Regions from separate parts of the Homo sapiens genome. Here region 2 is linked to region 1. A link is a loop called in an ENCODE intact Hi-C map of the cell type or tissue named here. Cell type or tissue: heart right ventricle. All regions are shown on one strand.

What was found. Hi-C counts contacts between places; a loop is a spot of excess contacts. Peaks named below come from ENCODE experiments on the same cell type or tissue, not always from the same donor. Only the 100,000 strongest peaks of a DNase experiment are listed, where the experiment ranks them.
Region 2: a loop joins it to region 1, with 6 times the contacts of the local background. A loop is called at or near these places in 36 of 110 quality-filtered maps.

Annotation. Positions count from the first base shown.
Region 1 is chr12:117,208,546-117,216,545 of GRCh38, forward strand. It overlaps NOS1 (nitric oxide synthase 1), which reads right to left. Exons shown (of 29, transcript NM_000620.5): 29 at 1-6,779. The coding sequence ends at 6,764. Among named protein-coding and RNA genes, the nearest start is that of FBXO21, 22 kb to the left of the region's middle. In heart right ventricle, a CTCF peak has its summit at 4,219 (motif pointing right); a DNase peak (open chromatin) is centred at 4,226; H3K27me3 peaks cover 3,138 bases.
Region 2 is chr12:117,584,592-117,592,591 of GRCh38, forward strand. The region is part of intron 5 of KSR2 (kinase suppressor of ras 2); the gene reads right to left. Among named protein-coding and RNA genes, the nearest start is that of NOS1, 230 kb to the left of the region's middle. In heart right ventricle, a CTCF peak has its summit at 3,288 (motif pointing left); a DNase peak (open chromatin) is centred at 3,280; H3K27me3 peaks cover 3,612 bases.

The DNA of each region.
Region 1 (8,000 bases):
AGTCTTAACAATCACAACGAGAACACAACAATGAAAACAGTGGCGGCAGAGCACAGGACATGGGAGGGGACTGAGACCCAGCTCAAGAGCACTGGATCTCAGTGAGTCTTAATCAGAACCAACACCAAGGACACAGTGTCTTATTGAAACAGACTGCCATCCTCTGTTCTGGCATGGGAGGGCTTTTTTTTTTTTTTCCACAGGGTCTCATTCTGTCAACAAGCTGGAGTGCAGTGGTGCCATCTCGGCTCACTGCAGCCTCTGCCTCCTGGGTTCAAGTAATTCTCCTGCCTCAGCCTCCCGAGTAGATGGGATTACAGATGCCCGCCACCACGCCGGGCTGATTTTTGTATTTTTAGTAGAGACGAGGTTTTGCCATGTTAGCCAGGTTGGTCTCTAACTCCCAGCCTCAAGTGATCTGCCAGCCTCGGCCTCCCAAAGTCCTGTGATTACAGGCATGAGCCACCACGCCTGGCCTGGGAGGGGTTTTTGAAAGCATACTGCCCTCCCCATGCCCCCTCCCCCGGACACCCTCAAATCCCACTTTGGCAGCAGATAATGGAAACAACCACTGGGCTAGGCAAAGTTTCTGCTGCGTGCTCCAGGAAATCTATAATGAGAAGTCCTGGGGTAGCCAGCAGAGATTCTCTTGACCCTGAAGTCCAAGAGAGGGGTGTTGCCCCCTGGGGACATTGGGCAATGTCTGATGACATACTTGATTGTTACCGTTGGCAGGACACTGCTACAGGTATCTTGTGGATGGAGGCCAGGAATGCTGCTCAGCTTCCTACAGTACCCAAGACGGCCCCCACAAGAAAGAATTACCCAGCCCCAAATGCCAATAGTGCTAAGGTTGACAGACCCTGCGCTACAGTCTCCTAGAACTTAGGAGTCAAATCTGGGCACTTCGATGTCCTGGAGTTACTTTCTAAAAGACTACAGGAAGCAGTGCATGGAGGCAGATTTGTTCCCGCCTGCCAGGGCCATCTCGTTAATAACGGACTGTGTTTTGGGCCAGACGGGCATAGCCCCGCTTGACCAGAACTGTTTGGGTATTTTAGAACAAAACAAACTCATATAAACATACTAAGGCATATTGACAGCTGACCACCTCCCTCGCACATGGCTTTGATAAGTATTAATAGGAAACAGACTCTCGACAGACACTGCTTTCCACGGGTGAAAGTGTACCTGGGTCCTTACATTTGGGGAAGGGCAGCTTTTCTTTTGGGGCCCCTTTGCCACAAGGCAGGGACTGGCAGTGGGCCAAGGATAGGGAGTGTGAGATAAAGGGCAGAGGCCAGGCCAGGTTGGCCTCCAAAGTCAAATCCCTGTTCATGGGGAACATCTATGTTGACTCCCTGGGAGGCAGGCCCCTTCCCTCAGACCCTCAGACCTGTGTTTCCTTAATCCCAGCACCTGGTCTTTCATTTTAATTTTTTTTAGAGACAGGGTCTTGCTCTGTCACTCAGGCTGGAGTGCAGTGGTGCGATCCTAGCTCACTGTCGCCTCAAACTCCTGGGACCAAGTGATCCTCCTGCCTCAGCCTCCCAAGTAGCTGGGACCACAGGAGCATGCCATCATGCCCAGCTAATTTTTTTTTTTTTTTTTTTTTAGTAGAGACGAGATTGCGCTGTGTTGCCCAAGCTGGTCTCAAACTCCTGGCCCCAAGTGATCCTCCCACCTCAGTCTCCCAAAGTGCTATTACAGGCATGAACCACCATGCCTGGCCTACTTTTTGAGCCAAAGAGGACATTTGGATGCAGGAGACTATGAAGGTTGGGGACAGCCAGAGAGTATGAATGGGTTATAAAGGAAGACTAGTTAGTGTTTCTCTCTCCTTGTTGCTTCCTGGCAGTCTCAGACTACATTCCTGATACAGACAGAAGGCTTTGAGGACATGGTGGCCACAGCGGCATGCTGGGTATGTGGGGCAGCGGGTAGGGAAATATACAAGGAAACATGGCTGGTTTAAAACACAGGCTAGAAGTCCACAGATTTCCTAATGGCAAGAATGAAAAGGCTGCATTAGGCGCTGGTGCTGTCGGAGTGAAGGGGCTCAGGCATCTGGATTGCCCATCCTATTAGGACCATTTGCCCTATGAGCTAGGTCAGGACACCTCTCACTTGTTTTGAGCTTAGGGCAAGACCTGACCTCTTTCAAAGTCCAGAGCAGGCAGCTGCTGAAAGCGTGTTTGGTCAGAAGATTCTGTGTTCTTAGCCAATGTCTACTGGCTGGGGGTCAGTTTTCCCTCCGGGCATCTGGGCATGGCTGGACTTGGGAAGGATTCACCCTGTTGACTCCAGAGAAGCTGACTATCACATCAGCTCTGAAAACTCATCTTTTCCCTGAGCCTGCTCTTCAGAGACCTCTCTCTCAGCTAGGGGCAAGATGTTTTATTTTATTTTATTTTATTTTATTTTTTTTGAGATAAGAGTCTTGCTCTGTCACCCAGGCTGGAGTGCAGTGGTACAATCTTGGCTCACTGCAGCCTCCACCTCCTGGGCTCAAGCGATCCTCCTTCCTCAGCCTCCCAGGTAGCTGAGACTACAGGCGCATGCCACCATGCCCAGCTAATTTTTGTATTTTCTTAGTAGAGTCAGGGTTTCTACTAACTGGCTGACTGGTCTCCAACTCCTGACCTCAACTGATACACCCACCTCGGCCTCCCAAAGTGCTGGGATTACAGACATGAGCTACCGCGCCCAGCCTGCAAGATGCTTTAATTTCTCCTTTATTCTCACCCTCTACAATGGATGGGGTGCCAGGTACGCTGATTCAGTTCCTGGAGTCTCTTTATCACTACATCCGCCTCTTCCCTCACTCAAGCCTTGGTTGCAGCAATAACCCCCCCAACAGCTCAACGGGCCATGCTCTGTACTGTGGCCAGAACTTTCTTTTCCAAGTATAACTCCAATCGCCTTAATGTCCCTTTTTGAAAAACATTCTTAGGGACTCCCTGTTGCCTTCTGAATAAAGCCTAAATTTCTTGTAATGCCACTCACCTCTCCCCACGGTCTGGTCCCAGCCCACCTTTTCTCACCCTCCTCAGCCTTCCAAAGCCAGCCTCAATTTATCTTACATGCTCCCTGTCCGTGCCTTTCCTCTCACTCTTCCCAATTCCTGGACAACTCTTACCTTCCAGAAGCTACCAGTGAAATCCCGCCCATTTCTCAAACCCCAGAAATTTATGTCAGTTCCAAGACGGGTGTCTCTCTCCATCAGATTATAACCTTTGGCTGGGCGTGGTGGCTCATGCCTGTAATCCAGCACTTTGGGAGGCTGAGGTGCGTGGATCATTTGAGGTCAGGAATTCAAGACCAGCCTGGCCAACATGGTGAAACCCTGACTCTACTAAAAATACAAAACTTAGCTGGGCGTGGTGGTAGGCGCCTGTAGTCCCAGTTACTCAGGAGGCCGAGGCAGAAGAATCACTTGAACTGGGGGAGGCAGAGGATGCAGTGAGCTGAGATCGTACCACTGTACGCCAGCCTGGGTGACAGAGCAAGACTCTGTCAAAAAAAAAAATAGATTCTAACCTTCTGCACGAGAGGAACTGTGTTTTGCTTATCTCTGCAAACTGCCCGGTGCCTTCCACACACTGGAGAAGCAAGACATGTTATAAGTTAAGTGAAAAATTAAAATGCAGTAAGTTTTGAACCAGGTACTGTAACTGGGCATTTCGTGGGCATTGTCTCATTCAATCCACCTTGTTATACAGGTGGGTATGCAGACTCTAAAAGGTCAAGTGAGCCGCCCACAGCCATCTGCACCAACAGGGGCAGAATTAGGATTTGCACTCAGGTCGGCTCCCAAAATTCCATATTGATGGGTCTGAAGTGTCCCCCCGCAAAAGAAAGACACCTGGCTGTCTCACTCCAGGGAAACCAAAAGAAGCCCTCTCTCCTCCCAAGGAGTTTAACATCATCTCTCTGCTCTTTCACGACACAAGCTGTGGGAACTGGATGCATAGTGATGGCAGGTGAGCATGATGTTCCGGTGTTCCTATTTCAGGAGACGTCTCATTCCTCCTGGCCAAACTCACTTTTGTGAAATGGGGCTGGAGCTGCTACTGGTCAATTCAGGGGGAAGAGGGAAATAAATGGGCCATAACCCGAATAACCCCCAAATATCTTGTCAACCCTATTTTGCTTACCCATTGCTTAATTCTATTTTGCACTTAAACGGTTGGCTACGAGGCCTGGATGAAAAGCCACCACGAGAGGGCAGTATTTCCCCACCCTTGATCTGAGCCTAACAATCTGGACTCCACTCTGGTCCTTGAGAGGTTACTCAACAGAGAGAGAGGCTTTTGGTATCAGGAATTCTGGCAAATGAAAGAAACACATCAGATCGCTCTCCTGCCTTCTAGCCTGGAGTTGTGAAGCAGCTTGTGTTGGGGATTGAAAGGTGTTTACTTAAAAAAAAATCTTTCTGGAGAAGAAGGATGAATCCTGGTTTTATAATCATTTCTTTGGACTCCTTGACAAAATGAGACAATGTTTCCATCTGTCTGCTACTAGAAAGGCAGGCACATGCAGAAAGGAGGTGCCTGGCACCTTGTAAGCGCTTCTAAGTATTTATTCCCTGATGGAAAAGCATTCCTGCATAAAGCTTGACTTGGAGTGGGAAGCACTGATCAATTTGTCTTTAATGGGGATTGGACACAACAGTTTCCTTCCCTGGGGAATTGGGGAGGCGTCTCCAAAGCTATAAAGGATTGGAAAGAAAGCCTTTGGGAGGAAAGCTACTAGGAGCTGGAAATGGGTTTGCAGGAAAGGAGTTTAGAATGGGCTTCCCTTCAGGATTAGAAGGGGTGAGTGTGGGATGCTAAGTGTTTGTTCTTTATATCTGTGGAAGAGTGAGCAGGGGAAATTGGGATTAAAGGAAGGCAGGGGAGATTATAGCTGGCATGAAGTCAAGCTCCATGTGGCAGGAACAGGACACCGGTGGGGGCTGCCAGGGATGGCAGAGCAAGGTGAGTCATAGATTGCCTTTTCACTTTAACAGTCTCCTGGCCTGGGCCCTTTGGGGTCTTGGTGCCCCCACTGTAAAGCCCTTTCAAAGAGGGCCAGTGCACTTCCTCTTTAGCAGACACCCAAACTGAACAACAAGATATGCCCACGTACAGTATATAAAAGAAATGTGGTTTTTCTGTATAGCAAGACACAACAAACAGGGTAGAACCAGCAGAACATTCCCTTTCCATCCTTGGGGACCCTGCAGTCTGGGAGGCCACTAGGATTTCTTGTCTCTTTCTGGGAACTGCCTGACACTAATTTGTAGTATTTAAAAAAGTATACAAAGGGATCCCTTCCCACCATTTACTCTGAGAGAGTAAATTCAACAGGTTGCCTCTTAGGGAGGAATTACACCGGCTCCAATTCCTACCGAAGACTTGGCTGCCCATTTTTGATCTGAGTTGAGGGTAACTTATTTGTCAAAATTAATTTAACAGGTTTAAAACTTTGGAGATCAACTGCAGAGGGCAACAAGCCTGAGGGACAAGTTCTTCCCACCCCAAGTTGTGGCTCCTATCGAAGAAGCCACGTGGGACCTCATTATGGCAACTCTTTCCAACCTCATCCACTTTAACCAGCTTCCATTATTTCATCCCCAAGGGTGAAGCAGCAAGCCCGCTTTGGGGGAATAAAAAAATAATAATCATATTGTTACTTGATATTGTTTCCAGGCACCAAAGCTTTAACATTTAATCCATTCATATTCTTTAGGTTCGTATGACATTATGACTAGGAAAAACTGAGGACAAGTGACCCATCCAAAGTCATCCAGTGGCAAAGTGGGAAGATCCTTATTGCCACCAGGCTTCTTTGAACAACATAACTTCCAGGCCCCTTGGATGCTATTGCTGGAGGAGGGGGTCAGTCAATGGATGTGGCAAAGTCAAGTGATTCTAGCTGGTATGGGTGGGTTTGGGGAGGGGATTTGCACAATCCATTGGATGGGTTCATGTCACATGAGGGCTCTGCTCACTGGTATCAAAATCTAAATGCAGCAAATTCTGGGAATGCCTCTTTCATTGGGAGACAGCCCCTTTAATCAATTTCCCACTCCTCTCCCCATGCCCTGAACCCTTTCTAACTAGAACAATTATGGGGCTTCCAAATGTTTCAGGTACATGGGCGTGGACCCTAATTATGGACACACGAGGGATTAATATGGGCCAGGGACACGTTTCTTGGCATTGAGGGTCTTCAATGAAAGCAGTGGCAATCTAAGATCGACACACTTGTGCAGGGAAGAGGACGGACAGAGACCTGGCCCATCACACACACACACACACACACACACACACACACAGGCACGCACAACCAAAATGTCATCATAAAAAAGGAGAAAGGGGGACTTCAGTGGCTGAGGGACTGGCTCAGAGAGCTTGTGCCTAGTTCCTGCAGCCTTTCCAGGGGAACCCCAGAGAAAAAAACCCCCACAGCGACGGCCATGTTCCAGTGGTTTCATGCACCCGTGAGTTGCCCTTGTCGGCAAGAGAGGGAGTGGGAACAGAGTTTTGTAAGAGCCACTGCAGATTAGAAAAGCATTGCATCGCAGCAGGAAAACTCAAGGAGTAAACCCAGGAGGGCCGAGGAAACCACTGAGGGGCGAGAAGCCCGAGGAGGGAAACCAGGGCACAGCGACAAGGACAGGAGGCAGAGCGAGGGCCACAGGGGGTCCCAGAGGAAAGGTTCAGCAGTGTCTGTCCGCGCTTACAAAACTTGCAGCCGGCTGGGCAAGAGGGTCCAGTTAGGAGCTGAAAACCCTGTGGAAAGAGAAGTTGGGGGGCAGTTAGTGCCCCAAGGGCAAGGCTGCTGTTTCCTCTGAGTGCCCCAGAGAAAATCACCCATGCTCTGGGCTCAGGGGCTTTGTCTCTTTCTTTTTTTTTTTTTTTTGAGACGGAGTTTCGCTCTGTCACCCAGGCTGGAGTGCAGTGGCACGATCCCAGCTCACTGCAATCCCAGCAGGGTTCAAGCGATTCTCCTGCTTTAGCCTCCCAAGTAGCTGGGATTACAGGTGCCTGCCACCACGCCCGGCTAATTTTTGTATTTTTAGTAGAGATGGAGTTTCACCATGTTGGCCAGGCTGGTCTCAAACTCCTGACCTCAGGTGATCTGCCCGCCTCAGCCTCCCAAAGTGCTGGGATTGCAGGCGTGAGCCACTGCACCCGGCCCGTCTCTTTCATTTATTCTGTAGCCTTAGTGTCTTGGACAGGACCTGGCACCTAGCAGGGGCTTGTTTTGAAAGAATGAATGAATGAATGAATGCTCACAAGTACAACTGGCCAGGAAGAGAAACATTTAAAAGGACTTTTTTTTTTTTTTTTTTTTTTTTGAGACTGAGAGTCTCACTGTGTCGCCCAGGCTGAAGTGCAGTGACGTGATCTCGGCTGGCTGCAACCTCTGCCTCCTAGGTTCAAGCGATTCCTGTGTCTCAGCCTCCTGAGTAGCTGGGATTATAGGCACATGCTACCACACCTGGCTAACTTTTGTGTTTTTAGTAGAGACAGGGTTTTGCCATGTTGCCCAGGCTGGTCTTGAACACCTAGGCTCAAGTGATCCACCCATCTTTGCCTTCCAAGGTGCTGGGATTACAGGTGTGAGCCACTGGGCCCGTCAAAAGGGATTTTTTTTTTTTTTTTGAGACGGAGTCTTGTTCTGTCACCCAGGCTGGAGTGCAGTGGCGGGATCTTGGCTCACTGCAAGCTCCACCTCCCAGGTTCATGCCATTCTCCTGCCTCAGGCTCCCGAGTAGCTGGGACTACAGGCACCTGCCACGACGCTCGGCTAATTTTTTGTATTTTTAGTAGAGATGGGGTTTCACCGTGTTAGCCAGGATGGTCTTGATCTCCTGACCTCATGATCCACCGGCCTCAGCCTCCCGAAGTGCTGGGATTACAGGGGTGAGCCATCGCGCCCGGCCTTTTTTTTTCTCTTGAGATAGGGTCTTGCTCTGTTGCCTAGGCTGGGGTGCAGTGGTGCCATCA
Region 2 (8,000 bases), 380 kb after region 1:
ATAAGATTGTACCAACAGGTCCACATACATTTTCCACCTCTGCAAGAGCAGGAACCACATCTCATCTTTCCATCACCACCTCAAAGCATCGTGCCTGAAGCAAAGTACTTAATACATGTTTGCTGAATCCAAGATTATTATAATAGAAACATCAAGTTTATTGATTACTCAGTAGGTGCTAGGGATTATGCTATGCATTTTATACCTGGAAGCTATCCCTCTGTGTGGTCAGGCTATCATTATTCCCGTTGTGCAAAGGAAAACAAAAGGAGCTCAGAGAAGTGCAGTGACTTGCTAAAGGCCACACAGCCAGGCACCTGCAGATTCTCAATGAATAACTCTGCAATTGTTTGAAAGTCTTCCAGGAGCCCCCGCACCCCCGTTCTCAACCAGAGGAGTGCTCTTCCCCCTAGGGGATATCTGGCAATGTCTGGGGACATTTTTGGTTGTCACACTGTGTGTGTCTGTGTGTGTGTGTGCGTGTGTGTGTGTTACCAGCATCTGGTGGGGAGAGAGCAGGGATACTGTTTAACATCTTATAATGCACAGGGCAGACTCCCATAATAAAGAATTAAACATCCCAAAATGTCAATAGCATCAAGGTAGAGAATTCCTGATCTAGATGCTTCTCTGCTTGTCTAGCCAACTCCCTCCCTTATTATCACCACCTCTCCATCAAAAATCCCCCAGATGGTGCTTCTGAGGCTCAACTCAGCAGAGAACAAATCCTCTTTTATTATAAGCACATCTCACTATTAGGTTCATAGCCTAGTTATTCAGTTATTCTCAATTACAGCTCCCTTCAAAAAATAGATGTAATTAAGTTTAGTAGTTTGGTCTCATTTCCCAATATCTGGTTGAAGGGGTGAATTCTGTCAATTGCATTAAGTGGCTGCAGCATCATTAGTCTCAAGCAATAATAACCTCCACACAGCTTCCTACGTGGGCAAGAAGATTTGAACTTTGAGATCCTCTCTTTGCTTTCTTCGTTTGGATTTTATTAAACTTGCCAATGCAAGCCTTAAAGCAATGGAAAACTGTTGAAAGGGAAGGGGAAAAAATATATGAAAATCCAGGCCTTATCATAACAGAGAAGGCAAACGACATTTACAGCAATTAAACCGATACAGAAACTTCTGCTTAACAATCAAAGCACCTATTAAGATGTCTCCATAGCTGAACAAAAGCTTCTTTTCTACTCTAATTTTCTGATAACAAGTCATGCAGACACAGAGGCAGAATTTTGTGCATCCCTGGTGCCTATGGTCTCAGGAGTAGAATAATAGACATTTCTCCGTAGATATTTTCATTTCTAGTGCATAGAAAGAGAAAGAGGTGGAAGGAGGGAGGATTCTTCTCCCCTTGCACAGGTCTTGCTGTTGATGTCTTCTGAGAAATGCATCTGCCCAGAAGGGGCTTTGCACAGAAGAGGGAAAAGCCAGGAACCCTGGTCTTTGGAATCACCTTAGCAGTCAGAGGGACAAACAGAAGGCCCAACAGCAGGAACCAACATTAACAAAGCATCCACACCACACACAGCTTCTTGATGAAAAATCAGGCTCTGACCTGGTGAATTTGAAAGCTCCCTGACGGATGAGCTAGGCATGGGAAAAATACGTGAGGATATACACAGAGACACAGGTAAAAATGGGTGACGATAAAGGAAAGGAAGAGGAGGAGAAGAAAGAAGAAAATAAGAAATAAGAAAAATAGGGCCGGGTGCGGTGACTCACACCTGTAATCACAATACTTTGGGAGGCCAAGGCAGGTGGATCACCTGAGGTCAGGAGTTCGAGACCAGCTTGGCCAACATGGTGAAACCCTGTCTCTACTAAAAATACAAAAAATTATTTTTGTATATGGCGGGCACCGGTAATCCCAGCTACTCGGGATGCTGAGGCAGGAGAATCACTTGAACCTGGGAGGCAGAGGTTGCAGTGAGCCAAGGTCGCGCCATTGCACTCCAGCCTGGGCAACAAGAGCCAAACTCCGAAAAAAAAAAAAAGAAGAAGAAAGAAAGAAAAGAAAAAAGAAAGAAAAAGAAAGAAAGAAAGAAAGAAAGAAAGAAAAATATAGTAAATCTGCTGTCTGCTGTGTTACCGTGTGCCAAGCACTACTGTCAAACAGACAGACCCTTGACATATATTATCCCATTAATACAAACACTACAGAGTATACACACACATAGCGTATCAGCCATGATCATTAGTGCCATTTCAACAAGGAAATTAAAAAGTTATCCCGACTGCCCAAGGTAAATGCAAGTAAATGCCAGAACAGGGATTTTTAATTGAGCTGTGGCTCAATTAATGGAAGTGAATTTCATCTCCCTTTCACAGATGGGAATATTGAGGCTTAGAAGCAATATGCAATTGTCTAGAGCTGATAAGTGACTGAGTTGGGATTTAAACTGCAGACAGAAACAAACTGGATGCTTTTAGTCCAGAGTTCCCTCCAACACCCTGCTCAACCCATCCTATACTGCCAAGGCCTCCTACCTACCTCTGTCTGGGAAGGACCAAGGAGGCCTGGGAAGTGATGTAATAGCATAATGCTCCTCTCCCACCCAAAAGATGCCCACGTCCTGATCCCTGGAACCTGGGAGTATGTTATCTTATCTGGCAAAAAGAGATGCTGAAGACGTGATCAAGTTAAGGATCTTGAGATGGAGAAGTTACCCTGGATTACGCGGGTGGAACTAATGTCACCATAGGGCCCTTATAAGATGGAGGGAGGAGGGTGAGAGTCAGAGGTCAGAGAAGTGGACATGACAATGAAAGCCGAGGTCAGAGGGATGCAACTGCTGGTTTTGAAGGAGGAGGGGGGACAGCAGCCAAGGCACATAACTAGAAAAGGCGAGAATGGATTCTCCCCTAGAGCTTCCAGAAGGAACCAGCTCTGCCGACACCCTGATCTTAATCCCATTGGCATCCATTTCGGACTTCTGACCTCCAGAACTGTAAGATAATAAATCTGTGTTGTTTTCAGCCGCTGAGTTGGTGGCCGTTTGTCACAGCAGCCATGGGAAACTGACACAGCACCTATCTTGTTCCAGGCATGGTTTCAAGGGGATACGGTGAACGAGATAACCATGTTTCCCGAGTTTAGAGTCTACAGGGGGAAATCAGAAAGTAAATGAGCCAAGAAATAAGAGTCCATGAGGAAAATGAAACCGTACCAACGTTGGGGTTGTTTTAAGGCAATGGGAGCCCCGATGTGCGTTAGAATGGAAGCAGCAGGACGCTGTGCTGGGCAGTATGCATTTAAGAGCTCCCTCTGGCGGTCGAGGGGAAAATAGCCTGCCAGGCTGTAACTGGAAAAAACAGGGAGGGCCTCCCCGCCTCCCTATCCCTGCATCAATGCTCCATCACCCCAACCCCTACCCAGGTCCAATGCTACAGCTCTAACCCTGACAAGACCATTCCTTCCCAAGGTCATTCTCCCAGCACAGGCCTTTCCCACCGGAGCTATCATGATCCCACCCACAGCCCCTCATAAAAAATCCACATCCCATCACTCCTCCATGTCCCTGGGAAAAGCAAAGGGGGTGTACTCATTGGCCCCACAGCCTGTATTATTTTTCAGAAGCCAACAGAGTATTTTTACTTCCTTGGCCATAAAGAAGGGTTTTGTCCCAAACCTACCAACTTGTAGCACTGGAATATCTGCTGTGGCATAGACTGATCTTAGAGGACAGTTCCTGAAGAAATTTTCATGGGATTTGCATTCCCAAACCCAAGCAGGGGAGGATAAAAAGGTAGCCATGGGAAGAAGGCAAAGCCAGTTTTAAAAAATTATTCTTTGCGATTTATCTGCTATGGGGACAAACGATACTAGGCTGGGAGCTTTTGGGGTTTGGGCCTGGGTCTCATCTGTCACTGTATCCCCAAGTGTTGAGCTCAGGATCTGCTCTAAGAATATTAAATGTGTGTTTAATGGACAAATGAATGAATGAACAAATGAATGGACCGATAGTCAAGTCCTGGCTGAACCTGGTGTTTTTCCGATTAATGAGAAACTTACATGGCCCTGAGAGATCGTAGAGATAACTTTATCAGACTCAGAGCAAATCTGAACTTATTTATCCTCAAAATACTCTGTGTGGTAGGGAAGAAAGTACACATTATAACTGTTTCACAGATGGCAAATTGAGGTAGATGTGGGATGTGACCTGCTGTGTGTCTTTGGGCAAGTGACAACCCCATGAGCTTCAGTGTTCTCAGGCAAAAACTGTGAGTAAATATCAGTGCCCACTGTACCTCATTGTGTTGTTTGAAGACTAAGTGGGATAATGCACACAGAGTATTCTGAGCATGAGAGCAATGCTCAGACATATTTACCGTATGTATCTTGCAGCTATGTCTTCATTTAATCCACACAATCTTATGAGTTTGTATCCATAGTTTACAGATAAGGAAAGTAAGGATAACTAAATTGTTCAAAGTCATATAGCTAAAGTTCACCAAATATCATGAACTCTAGAGTTGAACCCAGTTTCCTATAAAATTAAAGCCTTCTATCCAGCTCCATACCATGTCCCCTTCTGAGATAAATGTAAAAATTATCTTAAAAGCCATGCCAGTCTAGAGTTGAAAAGGACCACAAGAAATAGTTTATTGCAGTCTTTGAATCGCTAAACCCTGTTGGATAAATAAGGAGCTACTCTACCCTAAATGTTTCCATGGAGATAAAGACCTCTGAGCACATAATATTATTAAAAATAATAGCTAACTTTTATTAAGCACCTATTACCCAGTGGGACCTAGATTATGTGATTTAGTTGTATTATTTCACTTAGTCTCCATAATTCCCTTTTAGGTGCTAAAGCTCAGGTTTGAACCCAAGAGCTCATCCTCAGAAATACCACAAAGGAACTGGAAGTTCCAAACTGCCCTTAAGCTTCCAGCCCAGGGACATGACAGACTGAGTGAGAACTCAGCAGAGGTGTTGCATTCAAATCAACTAGCAAATTCATTGGGCCTAAAGGTAACTGAAACTAATAAAACTTAGATCATTAAACTTTTCTTTGGAGTCACAGGCCAGTCACCAGCTAAAATCCCACTGATTTATCCAAGGCGCCAACCAATCCTAGACTAAAGCTGCTCATGATATCATTCACATAGCAGAGGATAACTCTATTTGCTTTAATATCCAACTCAAATATATCAGATCTGAAAGTATTTTAATTATGTGCAGTTTCTAAAGGTTACAGCTCCATGATGCTTCAGGGCCAAGTGCTTCTTCATGGAGTTGGACATAATTTTCTCCCTGAAACAATGATAACTCACCTCCCAAGATCCAAACATCATCATCTGGGGCCCTTGATGGCTATGGAGGCTTCCCTGGAATCCCTTGAAACTGGTGAGTGCATAGACCAGGGTGGGCTTTGGTTTCATGTCATCGGGGAAGAAATAAGGCAGAGGGGACTGACAGTGATAAGAGATGCTAGGGGTGAGCAAGGATTCTTGATGGAAGAGATCATATACAGGGATTTCAGAGAAGTTTCCTGGGGCTCCCATGACATTGAGACAAAACAATGGGCAATGGCTAAGCTATTGAGACTATGGCCTCAGTTCCTGTCCACTGCAGGAATGCAAGTATTAGGGTCAATGCAATTCATGCATGTGTGGAGTTTAAGTTAGAGACAAGACCTTGAGTGTGGACCTCCTCTGGAGACAGAGTAGCATACTTTATTTCTGAACAGGAAGGGCCTCAAGGGCAATCAACTTGCCCAGTGCAGTGTGGGAGAGAGAGCATGGGGCTTTGACGTGAGCACACCTGTGACAAACACCAGCTCTGCCACTTACGAGCTATGGGATCTTGGTACTCTTACTTTTCTGAGGCTCGGTTTCTCCTATAAAAAAAGTGGTCATTGTATCTCCCTCATAAGATTGGTAGGAGGATTAAGTGGGGTGATATAATTGGAACAGTGCTCTGCCAAGTGCCTGATGTAGTATTGTTATTATTGTTTTTGTCACTGTCATCATCACTCTGCCTCTTGAATTTAACACATCAGTTAGAACATGACAAAGCTCTGTACGGACTATGACTTAGTGCCAGAGTTGGCAAACTTGACCCTCAGGCCAAATTCAACTCATTGTCTAATTTTATAAAGTTTAATTGGCACACAGCCACACCCACTCATTGACACACTGTCTATGACAACAGGAGTAGTTGTAACAGAGACAGTATGGTCCACCAAACAAAAAATAATTATTACCTGGCCCTTTAAAGAAAAAGTGTGCCAAGTCCTGATTTAGAGCTATGAAACTCATTTTCTTGGCTAATCAGCAGAAAGATTTTTTCCATGGAGCCAGAAGACCAGGATTCAAGATCCCCTTCTGCCACTTACATGGTAGGAATCCTTACACAAATGGTCTGTAGTCTCCAAGCCAAAATACGTATAACCACTTTGTGTCACCCCACTGCCCACTTAATCCTAGCACCCTGTGAGGTGCATTGTTTTGATCCCCGTTTTGCAGAAGAGAAGAGCCAGAAAAGGAGGACATGCAAGCAGCCCAGTCAAGATGATAGCCCAAGACTGTGTTCTTTCAACCCCTCACTGTCTCTTCGTAGAATAGTCCATGAGGGGGCAATGTCTCTACATGCAACTTCTGAAATCTGGGTCAACTCATGGGGGCAGAGGAAAAGAAAAATTAACTCTTTCCTCTCACTGCTTCTGTCTGGATTAAAGAATTTGATTTTCTAGTTGTCACTCTATCAAAGCAGAGAGAAGACCTGGAGGAGTCTTCCTCCAGGGGAAGGAACATGCTGATCCCAGGCAGAAGAGGAAGAAATGCCCCTGCATCTGATAAAGCGGCACGACATAGCTGAGACCTGGGGGAGTCTTCTCTCTAAGTTACAATTGGAGGCAGTGGTGGTGGTGACGGATGAGATAGAGATAGGAGATGCCCTGCTAGGAGTGTCTCCAGGTAGCAGCTGATATTGGTAGGACCAGTGAGTGGTGAGGGCACTGCACCAATGGCAGCAAAGCAGATGAAGGGCTGGTATGTGGCGGCTAGAGGTAGGACATTGGAGAGGATGTGAGGGACAACATCACAGGAAAGTTGTCACCATCACTCTCCTCCATCACCCATTCCACCTGGTCCCACCCCTGCTTAAAAAAAAAAAAAATGATGCAGTGGCTCACGTCCGTAATCCCAGCACTTTGGGAGGCAGAGGTGAGCGGATCACTTGAGGTCAGGAGTTCAAGACCAGCCTCGCCAACATGGCAAAACTCCATCTCTACTAAAAAAAGAATACAAAAGTTAGGAGGGTGTGGTGGCTCATGCCTGTAATCCCAGCTACTTGGGAGGCTGAGGCATGAGAATCGCTGGAACTCAGGAGGTGGAGGTTGCAGTGAGCTGAGATTGTGCCACTGGACTCCAGCCTGGGCAACAGAGTGAGATTCTGTCTCGAAAAAAAAAAGGTTATACTAAACTAGAAAAACCTTCAGGATCTAGTGAAGATATATTAATGTATTTATTCTAATATTCACATACTCACCCTCAAAATCGCTTTCCCCCCAACTTTTTTTTTTTTTTTAGATGGAGTCTCACTCACCCAGGCTGGAGCGCAATGGAGCAATCTCCACTCACTGCAACCTCCGCCTCCCAGGTTCTAGTGATTCTTCTGCCTCAGCCTCCTTAGTAGCTGGGATTACAGGTACCCACAACCACGACTGGCTAATTTTTGTATTTTTAGTAGAGATGGGGTTTCACCATGTTGGCCAGGCTGGTCTCTAACTGCCGACCTCAGGTGATCCTCCCACTTCAGCCTCCCAAAGTGCTGGGATCACAGGCATGAGCGACCGTGCCTGGCCCACTTTCCCCTTTTTGAAAAGACCACCACCACCTGGTGTCTGAGACCTGGCAGGTAACCATCAAGCTAGGATCCCCTTAATTTGCTCTAAATCAAATGTGTGGACAGTGATAACATCCCTCCCTCTCCCAGTGAGAAATGCGAATCCTAGAGTCATCACCTGTGATTTATTTCAGCCT